2 separate regions of the Homo sapiens genome follow, and region 1 is linked to region 2. Evidence: chromatin loops called from intact Hi-C (ENCODE). Cell type or tissue: heart left ventricle. All regions are shown on one strand. Links, peaks and the distances in the headings refer to the core of each region. The heading gives the core; the rest is flanking DNA.

What was found. A loop is a pair of places that touch in the nucleus more often than their neighbours do. Peaks named below come from ENCODE experiments on the same cell type or tissue, not always from the same donor. Only the 100,000 strongest peaks of a DNase experiment are listed, where the experiment ranks them.
Region 1: a loop joins it to region 2, with 9 times the contacts of the local background. A loop is called at or near these places in 28 of 110 quality-filtered maps.

Annotation. Positions count from the first base shown.
Region 1 is chr1:159,075,726-159,078,651 of GRCh38, reverse strand. It overlaps AIM2 (absent in melanoma 2), which reads left to right and starts at 1,886. Exons shown (of 6, transcript NM_004833.3): 1 at 1,886-2,019. RefSeq lists an enhancer at 1,145-1,444. In heart left ventricle, for the core only: no CTCF peak of the experiment used is centred there; a DNase peak (open chromatin) is centred at 1,311.
Region 2 is chr1:158,510,776-158,513,701 of GRCh38, reverse strand. No RefSeq gene overlaps it. Among named protein-coding and RNA genes, the nearest start is that of OR10R2, 40 kb to the right of the region's middle. In heart left ventricle, for the core only: no CTCF peak of the experiment used is centred there; no DNase peak of the experiment used is centred there.

The sequences.
Region 1 (2,926 bases), core at 99-2,598, 570 kb before region 2:
TGGACGATGAGTACTTGTCTCTCTGCCCCAGGTGCAGCAGTGTACCTGCTCCTCATTGAGACCACTTCCCAGCTTAATCACTTAACTCACCTTTTACAGGACCTGAAGCCTCAAATCAGTACGCCTCTCTGGGGTTGGTGCTTGTTGGGTTCTTCCTCAACAGGGAGCTTTCTCTCGTTTACTCAGTAGGTTACCAAATTCATACACTTCACATCTTTTTAATTCTTACATATTGTTCTCTTTGGTGTTCTTTCGCCTTGTGTGATCCACTCATTCATGCATTCACTCATTCAACGAATATTTTCTGAACACCTTCTCTGTGCCTGGCACTGTGTCAGGTGAAGTGGATGCAGTGAGCCAGTGGGCAGAAATCTCTTCCCTCATGTGCCTTACATTTTAGGAGCATGAGGCAGAGAATAAACAAACAAATGACATATACCGTATGTCAGATGATGGTCAGTAACACGTGTGGGAAAAGATAATGTGGGGAAGAGGTAGAGAACATGCTGGTCAGAGAAGCCCCACAGATAAGGTGCTATTTGAGCTGAAAGCTGGCAAAAGTGTAGAAACAAGCCTTGCAGTAGAAAGTGAAGGAGGTCCTGCAGCTCTGGGCTGATTACCTGGGCATGGTTAGGTGCTCTTCCTCTGCTCCTTGAGCATCTTGAGCATGCTTTAATTATAACACTTATCATCATGTCCTATTGTGATTATTAAATCACATGTCTGTTTTCATGACTTGGCAGAGCCGCTCAACATCTGGAACTTTGTCTTACTAACTTTTATATTCTCAGAATCTAATACATCATATTAGATGTTCAGTGCATAATTGTTAATTCAATGAATAAGAAAGGAAAACCTCAAGTAAATTGCTGACTAGAATCAAGCCCTCAAGCTCTGAATTTAGGGTTAGGAGCCTGGGTTAGGAAGAAAGACTGTATATATGCTTTTGAGGCAAGCAGTCAGTGAGGGAATGAGGCATGATTACTTGCAGGTGGCTACAAGCAATAAAAATGCGGTCAAAAAGGTTAGCAGAGGGATTGCCCCACTAGTAGATAGGAACTGTTACAACAGCCTGTGACAATGAAGACAGATTGCAAACTTCCTACTTAGGCACAGATGAGAATGTAACACAGAAGAAACTGGCCGCAACTGGTTAAAGCCAAGATGGTCGAAAACTTGGCTGACTGCTGACCCTTAGCTTCATTATGCCCTTAATATCATAAAACTTCCATGGGGAAATTCCCACTCCCATCATGCACCTGACGCCATGACAGTTCCGGATTAACCATCTTTAGTCAAGAAAAGGGTGGCACCCCGATTCCGGGAATTGCCCGCCCATTTCCCAGAAAACCCCTCCCCTTGATTACAGAGTACTCCATACCTTCATTGTGCTTATTCATATAGTACGTGAACCACATTGCCTGTGACTCAAATCTTTGAGTGCCTGCACTCCTCCCTTGAGGGTGTCGTTGGTTTTGCTCCACAATAAAATGTCTATACTTTCGCTTGGGTCTCATTTTCAGATTCTCTTATGCTTTGAAGACAAGAACCTGCACTGCCCTACTGGCAACACTTTTAGATACCCTCTGAGATCAGTGTGCTTGTTTATACCAGAAAAATGTCATCACCAGGCCCCTTAGTCACAAAGTGTATCAAGAAGTCATCTGCGGTCATTTTTTACAGTTTCTAGGCCACTTTCTGTTTCCAATCAGTGTAGTTCCTATGTGGCATGACTCAGATACAAGTTTCTATAGACATTTTCTTCTGTGGCTGCTAGTGAGAACCCAAACCAGCTCAGCCAATTAGAGCTCCAGTTGTCACTCCTACCCACACTGGGCCTGGGGGTGAAGGGAAGTGTTTATTAGGGGTACATGTGAAGCCGTCCAGAAGTGTCAGAGTCTTTGTAGCTTTGAAAGTCACCTAGGTTATTTGGGCATGCTCTCCTGAGTCCTCTGCTAGTTAAGCTCTCTGAAAAGAAGGTGGCAGACCCGGTTTGCTGATCGCCCCAGGGATCAGGAGGTAAGCACCATAGAGGAGCTGGGTTAGAGACGAGAGACTTAACCGTTTCTCTGCTGAAAAAGACAACTGAGGAAAGGCCAGCCATGCTGTGCACACCTCTGAGAACCTGAACCTGCAAACATGGACATCAGCTCTGAAAGGATGGGTTCATTTCTCTTTTATTCACTTTAGCCATGTCCTCTGGTGTCTCTGAGCTGGTGTTCCTTAAGCTTCGGCTTCCTTTGGGGTTTGTCTATCAGCCTATTTGTAAGGCTGACTTTTATGCCAATAGCAAATACAAGCATTTTTTAAGTTAACAGATATTATGAAGTAAAATGCAAGTTTTTCATTTATAAGGCAACATAACTTCAGAGAAAAAACTGAGTCAATCACATAAAATGTGATTAAAATGTGATTGTTATTATATAAGAGGGTTATAGGAAGATTAGCTTCTTATGGACAAGTAGAAAAGTAGGAATCATCCAAGCTGATTGTCACAGTAGATATTCAACAAAGGTAGTGTCCTTCCTTGCTTTCATCAGTAGGATGGGGGCATTTGGATGGCTTTATCATTGCAAATATTTTTAATGTATTCCTTATTTTGAAAATGGTCCTGATAATAGTTTTAATTTTCACTCATGAACTCTACATGTATAAGTAGAGTTTCTCCAGCGCTTACCAACATATAGGAAAAAACATTATAAGGCCATTAACAGTGATAGTTTAGAATTTATTAACATTGACTCTACTGATGGGGGTATTCAAGCTTCCCTAAAATTCACAATCAGTTATTTTCAGCTCATAAACATCTTTTCCTGTTCTTTGGCTTATTTCTTCCACTTTATATGTTGCTGCTCTGGAAGTCATTAATTGCTAATAATGTCAAACATCTTTTTTATGTTTATTGGATATTTGAGCAAATTGCTCA
Region 2 (2,926 bases), core at 257-2,756:
CATGGTGTATATGTGCCACATTTTCTTAATCCAGTCTATCATTGTTGGACATTTGGGTTGGTTCCAAGTCTTTGCTATTGTGAATAGTGCTGCTATAAACATACGTGGGCATGTGTCTTTACAGCAGCATGATTTATAATCCTCTGGGTATATACCCAGTAATGGGATGGCTAGGTCAAATGGTATTTCCAGTTATAGATCCCTGAGGAATCGCCACACTGACTTCCACAATGGTTGAACTAGTTTACAGTTCCACCAACAGTGTGAAAGTGTTCCTATTTCTCCACATCCTCTCCAGCACCTGTTGTTTCCTGACTTTTTAATGATCGCCATTCTAACTGGTGTGAGATGGTATCTCATTGTGGTTTTGATTTGCATTTCTCTGATGGCCAGTGATGATGAGCATTTTTTCATGTGTTTTTTGGCTGCATAAATGTCTTCTTTTGAGAAGTGTCTGTTCATATCTTTGGCCCACTTTTTGATGGGGTTGTTTGGTTTCTTCTTGTAAATTTGTTGGAGTTCATTGTAGATTCTGGATATTAGCCCTTTGTCAGATGAGTAGGTTGCAAAAATTTTCTCCCATTCTGTAGGTTGCCTGTTCACTCTGATGGTGGTTTCTTTTGCTGTGCAGACGCTCTTTAGTTTAATTAGATCCCATTTGTCAATTTTGGCTTTTGTTGCCATTGTTTTTGGTGTTTTAGACATGAAGTCCTTGCCCATGCCTATGTCCTGAATGGTATTGCCTAGGTTTTCTTCTAGGGTTTTTATGGTTTTAGGACTAACATGTAAGTCTTTAATCCATCTTGAATTAATTTTTGTATAAGGTGTAAGGAAGGGATCCAGTTTCAGCTTTCTACATATGGCTAGCCAGTTTTCCCAGCACCATTTATTAAATAGGGAATCCTTTCCCCATTTCTTGTTTTTGTCAGGTTTGTCAAAGATCAGATGGTTGTAGATATGTGGCATTATTTCTGAGGGCTCTGTTTTGTTCCATTGGTCTATATCTCTGTTAAATGCACTTTTTCATATATCAGAGCATAAAGGCCTTGGAGTAATTTTGTATTCCCCATAATATCTACAAACAAATTGCTATCTAAAAGCTACTTGTTCAATTAGTTGATTATTAAATATTTTATTATATAAAGGGCATCTGTAAAAGGCATTATTTAAGCTCATTAAGGGTGTGATGGAATTTTAAGCCTCAAAAGGAAATTGATGGGAATAAAGATCCAGTTTGCAACCTACTAGATCACATTGCATATTTATGATTGTACTACCCACAATTTGATCTTTCACACGACCAAGAAGTTGTGGAATATGAACTGGATCTAGCTCTCATGAATTTCCCTACTGTGGCATTTATTTTTATTTTTACTTTTTTATCTCTCAGTCTGGCTCTTCACAATACTTTATTTATTAACTGGTGACTAACGAAAAAAATAGTACCAGTATCTTCCCTGAGGAGTGCAATTTATTTACCTCCCCAGTTGCTATCTCTGAGGCTTATGCAGTAGATTTTTTGTCCACAGAATGTTAGGATGGTGAGATTCAAAAACAGCAGAAGGTCTGTAAAGAATGGCAAGTTAATTAGACACTCATTTTTTTACCTCCTCATTGCTTGGACATTTCTAATATACCTTTGTCACCAGATAATACTCTCATGTGACATTTGAGAATGAAAAGTGAGTGAACTGTTGAAAGCTCATTCTTGACGGAAAGTTATGGGTATCTATTTTTTTCCTTTTCAGTTACCCAGAGAAGCCTTGCTTAAGGAATCAGTCTTTCTGAGATGGCTCATAGGGAAGTAATCAGTGCTATGGGCTCAATATAACATATTTCATGGCATTTGCTTGAAGCAATAGCTTATTGTAGCTCATTTGGTGAGGCTCTATTTTATCTCTCCCAAGCCCTATACTATCTTCCATTTTTTCAAGCTATCATATATTATCTCACTATCACTGAGTAACTAGATAAACAAACTAAAACTCACGGGAGAATAAGAGCATTTCTAAAATGAGCATGGTGACTGGTACTTTTCTGTTAGTAAATTCACATACTATCTTCATTCACTTTCCCACATAAAATAATCCAAACAGGGTTATTTTCTGATGTTCCCTAGAACTTAGCTATTGTAATCCAGTGAAATCTTCTAATGAGATGAGACTCAAAACTTAATGTTATCACAACCATTTCTATATTGAAATAACACTATTCTATTCCTTTCTACTATTGACCTCTCAAGGCCCCAAACTCTGTTTACCTACCTGCTCTTCTGATAATTCTGAGAAGCATCGCCCAAAGCATCATTGGAAAACTTTTCATTAGTCTCTTATTAGCTAGGGCCCCAAAATGTTGCTTGGTACTTATACTTTCCAAAACTCCAGGGAGTCATTATTGCAATATTATTTTTGGCACAGTTCCGTACTTCTCTCACTTAGCAAAGAGGATGCAGAGAACACCACAGATCCAAAATCTCACAGGTCTAATAGAAACAAATAATAAAATAAAAAAACAGAAGGTGGGGCACAGCGGCTCATGCGTGTAATCCCAGCACTCTGGGAGGCCGAGGCAGGTGGATCGTCTGAGGTAAGGAGTTTGAGACCAACCTGGCCAACATGGCGAAACCCGATCTCTGCTAAAAACACAAAAATTACCCGGGCATGGTGGCAGGTGCCTGTAATCCTAGTTACTCAGGAGGCTGAGGCAGGAGAATCACTCGAACTCAGGAGACGGAGGTTGCAGTGAGCCAAAATTGTGCCTCTGCACTCCAGCCTGTGTAATAAAATGAGACTCTGTCTCAAAAAAAGAAAAATGGAAAAAAATGGCATTGATAATTAGTTGATCATCTCTTCCAAGTTCCCTGGTGTCTCTTAGAGGCTGAAAGCTATTGTAAATTAAGGAAGTACAAGTATATATGGAAAAACCA